Linked DNA regions of Mus musculus: region 1 is linked to region 2. Evidence: chromatin contacts called from ENCODE POLR2A ChIA-PET data. All regions are on one chromosome and are shown on one strand. The core of a region is the stretch at or near the end of the contact, and the rest is flanking DNA. Distances in the headings are between cores, read along the strand shown.

What was found. ChIA-PET counts read pairs that join two places held with the same protein, here RNA polymerase II (POLR2A).
Region 1: POLR2A ChIA-PET joins it to region 2 with 60 read pairs in embryonic stem cell. The contact joins the promoter of Snhg5 here to the promoter of Nt5e in region 2. POLR2A ChIA-PET finds 5 or more read pairs at or near these places in 3 of 5 experiments (Patski and embryonic stem cell).

What each region holds. Positions count from the first base shown.
Region 1 is chr9:88,520,792-88,528,324 of GRCm38, reverse strand. It overlaps Snhg5 (small nucleolar RNA host gene 5), which reads left to right and starts at 5,428. Exons shown (of 5, transcript NR_040721.1): 1 at 5,428-5,841; 2 at 5,944-6,018; 3 at 6,350-6,407; 4 at 6,609-6,675; 5 at 6,877-7,273. LOC115487267 (a small nucleolar RNA gene) reads left to right here and starts at 6,457; the gene lies at 6,457-6,528. It overlaps LOC115487269 (a small nucleolar RNA gene), which reads left to right and starts at 6,725; the gene lies at 6,725-6,796. It also overlaps the pseudogene Gm22985.
Region 2 is chr9:88,323,702-88,331,618 of GRCm38, reverse strand. It overlaps Nt5e (5' nucleotidase, ecto), which reads right to left and starts at 4,010. Exons shown (of 9, transcript NM_011851.4): 1 at 3,589-4,010. The coding sequence starts at 3,933. Gm51281 (predicted gene, 51281) reads left to right here and starts at 5,817; the gene lies at 5,817-5,876.

The sequences.
Region 1 (7,533 bases), core at 4,179-6,678, 200 kb before region 2:
TCTTTCATTTATAACTCCCTAATAATACATAGGAAGATCAAAGGTCATTATTCCGACTTAGGTTTGCTTTCATCCGCTTTCATAAACACCACGGTCTCTCCTTCTCCTGGGGCTGCAAGTGTTTAGTCACAGTTCAGCGTGGTCCCTCCCACTCTGTCCATTCTCCCTCCTGGACTTCATCCCACCAGGCCACACTCTTGCTTTCCAGATGTCTGTTTTGGCTTTCATTATTTCTTTTGTTTTGGCCCATATTATTCCTTGCTTTTTTGAAATCAGCTGCCTTTGCAAAATACAATTTTTCTAAGCCACATCCAGGATGGAATTACATTATGTAAATTGACACCTTCCTTCTGAGAAGAAAGGGGCACTTCTGATTTTTTTTTTTTAATGCTTAGGCAATTTTTCTATAAAGTTTAGCAGAATTAAGAACTGTTCTAGGAAAGTCAAGTTAGGTAAGAGGGAATCTGAATCCAAACAAGAAATTAATTGGATAAGCACAATTTCCATGACAATACAAAGTAGAAGCCAACCTAGAATGGGCCAGGGAATGAAGAAACTGAAGCCCATGAATATGGTGGGCTGCTTCAAGAAGGTTGTTTATCATGTGTTATGAAGGCCTGGGTTTGATTCCCAACACACACACACACTCTACCACCACCACCACCACCAACAACAACAACAAAACCAACTCGGCTAGGGGAAAAAGGCAGGAGCAGCAGCTTGTTTTCTTTCTTGTTTTTTTGTTTGGTTGGTTTTTTGAGACATGGCGGTCCTAGAACTCACTCTGTAAACCAGGATGGTGTCAAATTCACATAGGTTGGCCTGCTCTGCCAGCTGAGACCTGGGAATAAAGGAGTGCAATCATCCAGCAGCAGCTTTTCAAGGGGAAGATAATGGACATTTGGCTTCATGTAGACAGAAAGGAGGGTCATACATAACCATATGTGACTTTTTTTCCACTGCTGCATTTATTTATTTATTTATTTTATTATGTATTTTCCTCAATTACATTTCCAATGCTATCCCAAAAGTCCCCCATGCTCTCCCCCCCACTCCCCTACCCACTCATTCCCACTTTTTGGCCCTGGCATTCCCCTGTACTGGGGCATATAAAGTTTGCAAGTCCAATGGGCCTCTCTTTCCAGTGATGGCCGACTAGGCCATCTTTTGATACATATGCAGCTAGAGTCAAGAGCTCCGGGGTACTGGTTAGTTCATAATGTTGTTGCACCTGCAGGGTTGCAGATCTCTTTAGCTCCTTGGATACTTTCTCTAGCTCCTCCATTGGGGGCCCTGTGATCCATCCAATAGCTGACTGTGAGCATCCACTTTTGTGTTTGCTAGGCCCCGGCCTAGTCTCACAAGAGACAGCTATATCTGGGTCCCTTCAGCAAACGCTTGCTAGTGTATGCAATGGTGTCATCGTTTGGAGGCTAATGATGAAATGGATCCCTGGATATGGCAATCTCTAGATGGTCCATCCTTTTGTCTCAGCTCCAAACCATATGTGACTTTTAAGATCTCTGAATCAGCTTTGCGCAGTGGCAGTATCGTAACCAATGAGTTTTATCCAAGGCGTGATTATTGCTAATTGAAAACTTAAGACCTCTGAATGAAAGCTTTGCCACTCCTTATATATAATAGGCTCTGATTTTGTTTTAAGTATAGATGTTCCTCAGCACTACAATTTTTTTTTTTTGAGACAGGGTCTCTCTGTATAGCTCTGGCTGTCCTGGAACTCACTCTGTAGACCAGGCTGGCCTTGAACTCAGAAATCTGCCTGCCTCTGCCTCCCAAGTGCTGGGATTAAAGGCGTGCGCCATCACTTCCCAACAGCACAACAAATTCTTAGCATTAGCGAAGTAGTATGGTCCAGGACATCTATCAGACTCAAAGATCTTGAGAAAAATGCCACTGCCGGACTTGCTGTTTATAGGCGGAGTATGAACAATTTAAGCTTAGCCCCAACTAGATTATAAATAAATGAGACTCAGACTATGGTTCTTTTATTTGGCTTTGACAATTACTGGGGAGGTGACCTTTAATCTACTCCTCCAACTGCTGGCCTGGCTACCTCCCCAGCGCTGTAGCCCAGGTACTCACTGTTTCTCCTGGTCCCGTGCTCATGGTTCCCCTCCCCTCATGAGGCTTTCTCCTCTTTCTCCCTTGTTCTTCCTCTTTATCCCTTGTCTCCCCCCCCCCAATCCAACCAAGTTACTCCAAATTCACCTATCTCTAACCCCTCCAGCTTTCAATCAAGAAACAAAGTTTGCACAACGAAAACTTGTAAACATGAGAAGTCACGCCTAAGCCTAGACCTTCAGATAGAGAATTCGGCATTACAATACATAGCAATGGACTAAACCTCAACAATAGGATGCCTGTGGCCAGCTCACGTTGCCAGGGCCCTGTGACCTGACAAGGTCAATGCAGGATACTGGGCTTTCATGGCCTGAGATGCAGATTACATCCTTGGATACACTTGGGGCCCCTGTCAGAAGTCTAGACCTGGTGGGAAAGAGGCATGACCCAGAGAGGCCTCTTAAGCCAAGATGGCCAGTTGAATAGGAGTCATTTTTGTGTGTAATTTCAATTTTTGAAGCCTCATATATTTGACCCCATAAATGGTTTGTCCTGAGCAACTTCACAGGGCTATGGAGAGGATTAAATAACACCATGCCTGCAAAGCTCTATGCAAGGAAGGAGCTGTGGAGACCAGGCCTGGTAGGCAAAACACACCCGCTGTCACTCACAGACCGGCTGGAAGTGTGAAAACCCCGAGGCTCTGGCATTTGATGGACTATAGAACCTCCATGTTCAGCACCCATGTCCCAGAAGCTGGGGCCAAAGCCAGAGTGTCCTCCTTGGTTGACACTCCATATGACAGTCTTGCAGGTACCTGGCCTACCCACCAGACGTTAACCCACCCTGGGTGAAGCGTGCTAACAGAACTAGAGGAGTCACCAGAACATCAACGCTCTCTCTCACCACCATAGGCTTTAAGGGGCAGCGAGGAACCATTAGGCTACTGAGGAAGAGCCATTTCATCAGCCACACCTGCTCGTACATCGAGGCGTGGCTGTTTGACAGAGGATGGCAAGCAGGGAAGTGTCTTGGGAAGCAAAGAGATGCTGTCAGGCTTCACACACTCTCTTCTGGACACCAGTCAGTGAGCCCCCTAAGGGATGTTTATCCCCCCCCAACCCCAGGGAAACCCCACAGCCAACCTTTCTTCCAGCCAAGCCTTCTAGACAGACCCCGGGGCTTGGCAGGTTTGCAGAAGTTGTCTAACTAACCCTAATTGGGTTTTGTTTATCAGCTTGACACAAGCTAAAGTCATCTGGGAAAAGGGACCTCGGGTGAGAAAATGCTTCCTTCAGATTGGTCTGTAGACAAGTCTGGCTGGCTTTCTTGGTTACCGATTAATGTGGGAGCTCTGTGTTGCCTGTGGTCCTTAGGCAGTATTGACCTGGGTTACACAAACACACACACACAACTAAGCTGCAGCTATTCATCTATGATCTCTGCACGAGTTCCTGTCCTAACTTCCCTTCATGGTGGACTAGAGAAGTTTTAAGTTGAAATAAACCTTTCCCTCCCCAAGTTGATTTTGGTCATTATGTTTATCATAGCAACAGAAAGCAAACTAAGGGGCTGGAGAGATGGCTCAGTGGTTAAGAGTACTGACTGCTTGTGCTGAGTTCAATTCCCAGCAACCACATGGTGGCTCACAACCATCTGGAATGGGATCCGATGCCCCCTTCTGGTGTGTCTGAAGACAGCGACAGTGCATTCATATAGATAAAATAAGGTGAGCCTTTAAAAAAAAAGAATAAAAATACATATTAAAATCATTTTGAAGATAACATTCATCTAAAAACTTTAAAAACCTAATACTGTAGCTGTGGAGATGGTTCTAATAGATAAAGCATTAGATTTGCAGGCCTAGGGACTTATAATTGTTTGAGTCCCAGAACCACATAAAAATGTTAGTTGTGGCCCATGCTTATAATTTCTGAGCTGGAAGGCAGAAACAGAAGGATCTCCTAGACTTGTGCTCAGCCAGTCTAGCCTGATTCCTGAGCTCCAGATCAGTAAGAGGCCCTATCTCAAAAGGGAATAAATGGTGCTTGCGAGGATAACACCTAAGGCTGCCCTTCAGCCTCTGCATGCATGTGTGTACCTGGGCACATAGATTTAAAAAGAACCAAATTAAGACCACAGGCTTGAAATGTAGCCCAGAGGCACAGTCCTTAACCAGATGCTGTGACAAGCTTTTACCATGTGATTCTATTCCCTACCTTCTTTCTATGGCAAACCTTATGTGATGTTCTTACCCAAACGGCTTTTATTCACTTATTACCATTACTATCACATGTGTGCATGATGTGTGTGAGGGCATGCATGCCACAGTCTATAAGTATGGTGATCAGAGGATAACTGTTAATGTAAACTGACAGCAAATGCACACATAATTAGTAAAAAATGCTACAAAATAAAGACCCGAGCTTCCAAGTGCTAAAATATCCAAATGTGTGTATCCATACATTTAAATTACTTTGAATTATATATTTGACCTTTGAAGTCTTAAGTTTTTTTCTGCAGATAATTTAGAAGGGAGAAACTTAAAAAATAGCAAAGGATAGCTATGTGACCTTAGGCCAACTGGCGGCTTTTGACTTGCTTTCTCCTCTGTGAAACGGAATGTTTAACTTCTCAGCATTCTGACAGTATAACTGTCACTAGTGTCTGTTTCCCGGAGTGGGAGACTTGGGGGGGCGGGGGAATCTGGTGTTGGACCTGGTTGAGCGCCCAAGCAGGCGTTGGATAAGCCTGCACTGGACAGCATGGCTGTCTGCAGACCAGCGGCACCCCCAGAATGCAGGAAGGATAAACGGAGAGCTTTTCGGTTTTCACCCGCGTAATTCTGTCCTCCCAGGTCCCTTCGGCTGCCCCGCTGAATACACAAGCGCAGCGCTGGCCACCGTAGCAACCAAGCTTCTCCACCAGCGGCGCTCAAAGCTGCCTGCGCGGCGAAGTCAAGGCCACTCCCTGCCGCCGACCGTCCGTGTCGACTAGGCTCGAAGCAGGCGGTGACCTCGCCTCCAACTGCGGCAGTTCGTTTGAATTCTGGCGCCACTCCCACGCCACGTCGAGCTGAGCCACCCCGCCAGACTCGGAAGAGACCGGTGGCGGCGAGCCAGCGGGAGCGCGCGCAGCAACGGAGATGCACGCGGCGGCGGGCGGGCGGCGCGCACCACGCCCCGGAATGGCCTGTAAAAAAAAAAAGAGGTCCAAGGCGCGCGCTCCCACGCGTTGCTTCATGAAAAGCCACGCCCCCACGTACTCTCGCGTCCAATCAGTGACAGAGGGAGGGGCAGCCTCGATCTCGCACAAAGGAGACTATAAAAGGAGCTGCGGTGAACCGGGCTCGTTCTTTTACGACGGAGCCTAAGATATTCTTTGTCTTGTCGGTGAGTGAGTTACAGTCGGATGACCAAGTGAAATATAGGGGTGCAACGAGGATTTGGAGGCTTCTGAGACTTGAACTTAGGGTACTGGTGTAAACTTCCTCGGAGAAGTGCGCAGCAGCTAATGATATTTCGGGATTGGAGTCTGGGCCCCAGTGAGATTCGTACTAAGCGGCCTGACTGAAGGCCGCATGCGTTCTAGTTCCTGAGTCCCCGCGTGGGTAGGTTTTTACAGCAGGGTTTGCAGCCTTTTGTGCTGTTCCGAAGGTACTAGAGTCACCGAAAGAGACATCCTATTATATGCACGTTCACAAGGACAATGGCGCCATTGTTCTTCGCGTCTTCAAAGCAGCTACAAGAAGAAACCAAGGTAAAGGCGATGCAGCTTCTATATTTTAAGAATATTGTTATAGTGCAATAGGAAGTGATGTGTGATGCTTAAATTTTGTTTTTTGATTTTTCATTATATTAGATGGAGGGGAGCCCAAAGCATCTGAGAGAATTGATAAATGAAAGAAACATGCTTAAAACATGACCGTTTTAAAGGGTGTGTATTGAAGCCTAGATTTTTTCCCTTGTAAGCATGCAAACATACCGTTGTGAAGTAAGAATCCGGGTTCCTGGAAATGTATTGTGAAGTAGTCCTGGCCAAACTACTCTGGCCTTTGCAATTTGGAGTGACTGTTGTGAATGCATGGTGTACAAATTGATTGTACAAACAGTTGTGAGACATACCGGGTCAGAACAGTGATGAAATACATCCCGAAGATGATGACCTGAAGATAAATGCAGCTTCTGAGAGAAGACCATTGTGTTTAAGTGGTAGTCTTGTTAATGCAGTTCTTACTCATAGCATGTCATGGTACCTCTTTCTGTAGTGAATGCTGACCAGTGAGATGCCAGCCTGCGTGTGAAGATCCTACAGCAGAAGTGCATGTGAGTGGTGCTCTGTTTTGTTTTCTGCTGAGCTTACTGTCGTTGGTCTAGTCTATGATGATCCTATCCCGAACCTGAATTCCTGTTGAAAAACCATAATTACGGATCTGGCTTCTGAGATGGACCATTGCAAAGGACTATTGTGTTCTTCTTTAATGTTGGCAATGACGTAATGCCTGTGTTTTTGTTTTTATATTTTAGGGCCAGTGACACAAGAACTTGCGAGAGATGCCAGTCCGCCTGTGAAGATCCTGCAGCAGGAGTGCATGTGAGTGGTGCTCTGTTTTGTTTTCTGCTGAGCTTACTGTCGTTGGTCTAGTCTATGATGATCCTATCCCGAACCTGAATTCCTGTTGAAAAACCATACTTACGGATCTGGCTTCTGAGATGGACCATTGCAAAGGACTATTGTGTTCTTCTTTAATGTTGGCAGTAACATAATGCCTGTGTTCTTATTTTTATATTTTAGAGCCAGTGACACAAGACGTGCGAATGAAAACTAGATGTGACCATCCAGAAAAAGCATAGACAAAAAAATGCAGTCTTAGTACTGGGATGTTTGAGATGGGGTCTATCTACATGTCTCTAGCTGTCCCTATCAGGACAGCATCTGGTGTGGCCTGCAGAGTTGATTCCTGTACTTTTTTTTTTTTGTGGGCTGTATGTAAATGGATTGTTTTGACAATCCATTCGACAGTGTTCTCTTCTGTGAAGGTCATAGGTGAGCTGATTGACAGACACAGCTGTACAGACTGAATGCAATCCTGACTATAAAGCTGCAGTTCATCATTATGAGCTATTTCCTTATTCTGGCAGTGATTGAAATAAAATGGGGAGTATTGAAATAAAAAACATTCAATTGCAAATATTTATTCAATTCTTTTTGTGTCAGAAGATTAACCAGAGTGCCCTGGTACATGGTTCATTCCACTTCTGTGGGAATTGGGTTTGCAAAGTTACTGTGCAAAGCGCACTGTCAGCTCCCAAACTAGCTAGCATGATCATACACATTATCAGGTTTCCCTGAGAACTTGTCAAAAAATTCCCTCCCTACCCATTTCTTAATTGGGGGGGGGGGTTCTAGACAGGGTTTCCTAGCCCTGGCTGTCCTGGAACTCTAGACCAT
Region 2 (7,917 bases), core at 2,761-5,260:
GTGAAAGGAGGAACCAAGCATACATATTGTGACCAGTAACTTTGCACTTGAATATGAAAATTCTCACAATGGAATCAGCAGAAGATATTTAGAACAGCTGAATTCATGAGGCGCGTGGGGGGAGGGGGGGTTGATTAGAAGCCATCTCCAAATTGACCAGAGAATGAGGTGTGAAGAGTTCACCGTGTACCTAAACACACACACAGGGGCACTGCACATGTAGAATGAGGTGGGAAAAATCATAAAAGCAAGGCACAGTAGTGGACTGAATGAGAACAGCCCATAGGCTCTTATGTTTGAACACATAGTCTGAACACAGTTGGCAGAATTGTTTGGGAAGATCTAGAAGGTGTGGCCTTGTTAGAGGAGATGTACCACTGGAGGAGGGCTTTGGGGCTTCAGAAGACACACACAATTCCCAGTGAACCCCTCTCTGTCTGCCTCCTACTTGTGGATCAAGATGTGAGCTCTCAGCTGTTCCTGATACCACGCCTTTGCTCTGCCATCATGAACTCTAACACTCTGCAATCATAGGCCTAATTAAATGCTTTCTTTAGTAAGCTGCCTTAGTCATAGCATTTTGTCACAGCAATGGAAAAGTAACCAAGACAGGAACACAAAAGTAGCATTTGAGAGGTGGAGGCAGGATGATCAGAGGTTCAGCGACATCCTCTACCACACAGCAAGTTAGAGACCAGTTTAGGCTATCTGAGAACTTAAAAAGGAAAAACATTCTAAAAGGAACAGTTTAGACAGTGGTGCTTAGAAAAGATGGTGGAGGGAAGGCTGTCAGACCCACATAAATGACAGCTGTCACGTCCTCTTCCTCCCAAACCCGAGATATAGAGAACTAAGCTTTAATTGAGCAAGGGATTTCTCATTGTACCATGTCCATAGGCTGGGGGTTACCTTTCCCAGTTAAGGAACATGAGGCTCAGAAATAACCAGGCCGAAAAGAATAAGAGAATCTGCAAACAGCTGAGCTTCCTCGAGTTCTTTTCCTGTCTGCCTTTCTCCTGGATGTGAGAGAGAGAGAGAGAGAGAGAGAGAGAGAGAGAGAGAACAAACAAACAAAAACCCAAACCAGTACAGTGCTTTCCTGACCTCTGAGCTGGTTTGTGTAATAGCTTGGTGTGTCTCTCTCCTCATCCCTCAGGGCGCATTAGTCTTTCCACTAGGATAGACAGCTACACTCCCTGGCTGCTTCTGTCATCTCTCAGTTTCTGCCTAGCAGCAGAACCTAAGGGGGTCTTCAAGTTCATCCTGGTCCTCCATAGCCACCAGAACAACTCTCTCATGAGTGTGGCAGGTCTAGAGAGTACAAAATGTCTTGGAGGCTCCTGCTCTAATTTCCGAGGCTACACTGGCTTCCATGGATGGGGAACTGGAGATACCCCTCTACAGCAGCTGTTCACTCTGATCTGGGTTTCCAGCATCGCAGAATCAAGACACAGCAGGGAACTGAGACAAGGAATTTTTTATAGTAGAAGATCACTAGGCTCCCAAGGCTTAGTAAAATACAAGCAACACAACAGTGTAAACCTCTGTGAGATACAAAGGCTGCAGAGCGGAACCAAATGCTACAGCCGTGAAAGCTATGGTCCACGAAGGCCAAATCATGTGTATTGAACCCCACCCACGACTCACCCCACCCATATGTTCTAAAGACCTCTCTGAAAAGTGGAGCTATAGATTCTGTTATCCCCTCTCCTCCCACTCTTGACACCGGCCAGTGTAGCTTATTTTTCCTCAGGCCCCACTTCAATGACTTGGATAGACATTTGTAAGAAAGCAATTCCATCCCACAAAAAGTATTCTAAACATTCAAGGGTGATGGGTTCCAACTTGTAGTACATTGTTGTGGCCCCATCCTGTCTTAAAGAGGGACGCATTTTTACTAAGGAATATTTACCCACATGAGAAGAAAAAGAGTGTTCGAAAAAGAAAATGCTGTAAAGTTGTGGCTTATATGTGAAATCAAAGCAAACCCAGACGTTGTTTATCCACCCTTCTGAGAGGAAGTAGAGACGTGAGCTAGTTAACAATCCGAATATGTAAATGTTTGTATTGCCGTTACCACTTGCAAAGCTTCGAGTAGGTCTAGCTGTGGAAAAAGAAAGCTGAGAGACTGCAGAGTTCTTGAGGTCGGAATTTCTTTTGCCAAGCTGCTGCTGAGCATGATGGCCCTCCCCAGACAACTCTGTAGGCTTAAGGACTGTTAGAGCCGTTCTTGCATTGAGAGTCTCTAAGCCAATATTCAGTAGGAAGGGAGCTCTCACCCTTCTCTGACCTCTGAGCTGTTCCTGTACACAGTGGGTAGTCTGCTGTCTGCACCTTACTTTCCCTCCCACACCCTCTGGTTTCACAGAGTTCTGAGAACTCGCCCTGCTATTTCTCTTGCTAAGCCCTTATGATTGTTGTTGTTGTCTCTGATTTTTTCCCCAGAACAGGGCAGAATCTTTTACCGGAGGCATCCACACTGGGTTGAATGTGAGTGGTGGCTCAATTAATTTTTACGTCTCAGTTACATCTCAGTTATGTTTTATTTGATTATTCTTTATCCCTTCTCAACAAGCAAGGCATCACCTCCAACAGAGTGTTGGGAAGTGAGGACTAATCTCTCTCTCTCTCTCTCTCTCTCTCTCTCTCTCTCTCTCTCTCTCTCTCTCTCTCTCTCATGCTAGGCTGGCCTCTCTTTTGTAACCAAGGATGACTCTGAACTTTGGATCTTTCAACCTTTACCAGGATTGCCCTGCAAGCCTAGTTTGGGCGATGCCAGGGATCAAATCCAGGGCCTTTGGAATTCTAAGAAAGTACTCTAACAATGGAGCTGCATCCCCAGCCCCCTTATCTCTCCAGTTAGGCTCTTTCGGAATCTCTACAGCCAATCGGTTTTTATTGAGCCCCTGAAATCCCAGCTTTTCCGCGTTTGGGTTCTCTCTGACTTTTTTTTTTTTAACTTGCTCTTTTGAGGCAGTGCCTGGGAGCAACAAGAACTAACAGTTACAGAGATTATATTATTATATTATGTGCACAACAGTGCTTTGAGGTCAACATTCTTCTTCGCATTTCATAGCAGATTTGGCCACCGAGGTCTAATAAATAACTAGTATAAGGTCACAGAAAAGTAACTGACCTGTAAATCGACCTAAGGAGGTGAGCTCATTGTGCTCGGACTTCAGAGCCAATCGGATGTGTTTTCCTCCTTGGGGGCTGGTGACCTGAATAATTTTTGACCCGATTTCCTTTCAGTAAAGTAAGGATGAAGAATTGTTTGGAAGACAGAGCAGATGGGAGAGGTGGAGGAGACTGGGATGGGTCTCCAGCCCTTGATAATTTTCAGTGCTCGAGCTGAAGCACCTGTAGGCAGTAGGGTCCCTCTTCTAATTGTCTCAGTTCGCTACGGGACCCCAATAACATCAGTTTAAGAAAATAATCTAAGAGACGCCCTCACTTAGTGAATGAATCCTTAGGTGGCCTGGGTCGAGTTCCACCTGTACATCTCTGAGCACTATCAGACCACTAGCGAGTTCTCCAGCCTTTCTCTCTCTGGGTCTGGGACTCCTACCCCGGGAACTTTCTCCTTACCATAGCATCGTAGCCCAGGATGTTCATGAAGTGTGCCACTTCAAGGCCTTTGTAAACGGTGAACCAGATGGTGCCCTGGTACTGGTCTCCGGCATCCAAAAACAGCACGTTGGGTTCTTCCTTGCGGATCTGCTGCACCTTGGTAAAGAGCCGGGCCACGCCGCCCACACACAGGCTGGCGTTGAGGCACTTGGTGGAGTCATCGCTGGTCTGCTCTAGCCGGCTGTGCACGTCGTTTGTGTGCAGGATCGTGAGCTCCCAGGCACTGGCTGCGGGCCACTGTGGTAGTAGAGCGCTCAGTGCGAGAAGCAGCCACTTGGGTACCTTAGCGGCCGCGGGACGCATGGCTGGCTAGAGCGCGTTGAGCGGGTGGACTGGCCCTGAGCCCAGTGAGCACCGGCCACCGGGGCCTCTACTAAACTGCGGAGTAGAGGAGGGCGGGGCGGGGACAGACCCGCCTCTTCCAGCCCCAGGCCCTCCCGCTTGCAGACACACTCCCCGAGTCACCCGATGCGACCCTGGCACCCGAGGCACCCGGGAGCCTCTGGCCCAGCACACGCAGCCCGCAGGGAACAGAGAGGAGGTTGTTCGCCTGGTGAGCGAGCAGGTCCGAGAGGCTGGGTGCCGCAGTCCCCGGGCGGGCGGCGGTGACAACTGCAGGGGCAGCGTTCCGGATCCTCACTCTCTATTACACCGATTTCTCCAGAAGAGTGTACAGCGGCTTGTGTTGCTCGGTGGCTCGGTCGCCGAAAAAGAAGGGGCTGGGGCGGGGGGGGTGGGGGGGGGAAGGAAAGGAAGACAAACGTGGGAGTGAGAGGGGTCCAGAGCCCGCCTGAGAGGTGCGCTGGAAGGTTGCTTCGGTGGGACCGGGACACACCGGCCGAGACGCTACTTAGGTTTGAGGACGCAACCGCTCCACGTATTCGAGCTGGAATCTCAGGAGCAAAGCAATCTTTGGGACCCTCAGCGGTGGCATAGGGCCAGCTCTGAAAGCTAAGGCGGATCCTAGCGGGTAAACCTGACAGCTACTCTGGGGCGCTCCTCCCTTACCTTTTGTGGTGTGTGTGTGTTTGTGTGTGTGTGTGTTTGTGTGTGTGTGTGTGTGTGTGTGTGTTTGTGTAAAGCTTTTAGCAGTAATAGTGGGGATCCATATTTGTTATGAACAAATCATTAAATATAAATCGCCACAGCACAAATTCCCTGTCTAATGGATTAACCCCTGTGTTTGAATGAAGTATAGTCAACACGCTAGTAGTTCTGAGAAAGGAAAGAGTATTGGTGAGGTTCCCGTGTGTTCTGGTCATTATAGAAGTTATCTAATGCCCACACAATTCCAGAATGCACCAGGTCTGCATTGTTACACACACACACACACACACACACACACACACACACACACTACATTGGGGCATACCTGTAATCCTAGCACTCAGGAGACTGAGTTGAGAGTTGAAAGTATGGGGTACATAGTGAGGCCCTATCTCACCCACAACCAAGTTGCTTTTCAATTGCAATAAAATATACATCATATATACAGGATGTGCATTACCGCGTACTGTCCTAAGTTTACAGATATTTGCCATCATTCATTTCCCAGAACATTTTTATCTTTCCAAGATTGCATTGTAAACTCATTAAACAGTGACTCCCACACAACACGGTGGCAATCACCTATAATTACAGTTCTTGGGAGTCCCGGCAGGAAAACAGTCTGGTCATGTAGTGAGTTAGTGAAGCCTGCCTCAACAACAGCAGCAGCAACAACAACAACACAAACAAACTAAACTACCAACTAACCAAAACCACCTCTCCATTTCCTTCCTTTCCAGCCTCTGGCAGTCAACATTGCATTACCAGTTTGTATAGATTTGATCATTCTAAGGACCTCATAGTTGTTCTTTTCTGACGGAATTTGTTTTACTTGGTGCAATGCCTTCAAGACTCAGTGTGTCAGCATTTCCTTTCTTTCAAAAGCCAACACTTCACACTAGGTGTGTATTTGAATGCTCACATTCATAGCAGCTTATTCATAAGGTATGAAACCAGAATCAGACCAGGGTTCACGGCTGATGAAATAGTTTAGTTGGGAGGTGAAGTAAGGACCTGCTATGTTGCTTGTTCTCACATGCAACGAAAAGTCTCTGTACATCTTCACCAACTCTATTTTTTTTTTGTCTTAAATGATAGTCACCTTATGGCACATGTGATATCTCACTGTAGTTTCTATGTGTGTTTCCCAGTTGGTTTGAAAGATGGTCAGCATGTCAAACCAACTGGGAAACACAAATAGAAACTTATGGACCATTTGTGTCCTTTCTTGTAGACATTTCCTTTAAATTTTTTTTTATTAGTTTGGTGGTGATGGCACATACCTTTAATCCCAGTGCTTGTGAGGCAAAGGCAAGCAAATCTCTGAGTTTGAGGGTAGCCTGGTCTACAGAATGAGTAACAGGATAGCCAGGGCTACACAGAGAAACCCTGTCTCAAAAAAGGGAGGGGGGGAAAGCCCCAATTGAAAAAAATGCATTTATTTATTAATTTCGCTCGTGTGTATGTGTGCAGTGTGCACATATAACACATGTGTAAAGATCAGAAGACAATTTTCAGGGCAGATTTTTCTCACAATGTAAGTTCTAGCGATGACACTCAGGTCACGAGGCTTGTAAGTACCTTGACCCATGAAGCCATTTTGTTGTCCTTCTGTCCCTGTCATTTGCATCTGCTTTAATTGAACTGTAGAAATCTTTTTCTTCTTCTTTGACAAGGTTACGTGCAGTTCAAGATGCCCTCCAGCTCATTGTACTGTCATCTATGGCCTGGAGCTCTTTCCTCTTGTGTCTGTCTTTCTAGTGTTGGGGTTAAAAGCATGTGTCACTGTGCAGTTCACACAGTAGTGGGGATTGAACCCTGGGCTTCCTGTATGCCAGACAATCACTCTACCAACCGAGCTACATCCTCAAGTCTGTAGGAATTCACAAGATGCAAATACATAATTTGAAGATATTATTGAATGTTCAGTGGTGTGTGATCACACAGGGAAGTGGAGCATCAACATTCCCCGTTCTCCTACCCACTCAAGGAAACAATGAAGGAAGAACATTTTGATAAGGGCTATCTGGAGGTCAACTGACTCCCTTTCAAGACACTGGGTTTGGGGCAAACTAGTGTTATCTAGAAAAGAACCTACTTCCTGCATGTATACTAAGTCAGTGATCCCTTGGCATGCTGAGCTAGTGATGTCACTGCCTGAGTAGTCCAACTTATAAAACTCTTGTTCCTAAAGTAAGCAGGGTGGGGCAAAACGCTATGAAGATAAGGCTGGCTCACTGTCACCGGACTGAGAGTGTGTGCCTTGGTCCAGTGGTTACCACTGGACCTTTGTATCCCACAGAGTCTGCTGGAACTCTGGGGTGGCTTTCTATCTGGCCCCTTGCGGTAGGATGCTGTCCACCTGCTTTGTTCAGCCACAACTCATAAATTTTCAATAGTCTTTACATCTCATATATGGCTTCCAGACATTTTTTTTTCTTTTCCTTTTCTTTTTTTTAATTATTTTACTTATTTACATTCCAGGCATTGCCCTCCCTCTGTCCCCCCTCCCACAGTTCCTCATCCCATTCCCCCTCTTCCTCCTTGACTCTGAAAGAGTGCTTCCCCTGCACTGCACCCGGCCTCCTCCTTTCCTGGGGTCTCAAGTCTCTCAAGGATCAAGCAAATCTTCTCCCACTGAGGCCAGACTAGGTAGACCTCTGCTACATATGTGCCAGGGTGGATCTTTGACCTGCTGGTGTATGCTGCCTTGTTGGTGGCTCAGTCTCTGGGAGCTCCTTGGGGTCTGGTCTGGTTTAGTTGAAACTGTTGGTCTTCCTATAGGGTTGCCCTCCCCTTCAGCTTCTTCAATCCTTCCCCTAATTCAATCATAGGGATCCCCAACTTCAGCCCAATGGTTGGGTGTAAGCATCTGATTCTGTCTCAGTCAGATGCTCAATCAGTAGGGCCTCTCAGAGGACAGCCATGCCAGGCTCCCGGGCTTCCAGACATTTTTCTTCTCTCTCCATAACCTACCCCAACACTGCCATGTTGGACACAGGTACATTGTGGATGCTACAAAGACCTGGCTTCTTTTTCACTGCTGAACCACACAATGTTGATGCACAAGTGCTGTTGGGAGCCGCGCCCACATTCGCCGTTACAAGATGGCGCTGACAGCTGTGTTCTAAGTGGTAAACAAATAATCTGCGCATGTGCCGAGGGTGGTTCTCCACTCCATGTGCTCTGCCTTCCCCGTGATGTCAACTCGGCCGATGGGCTGCAGCCAATCAGGGAGTG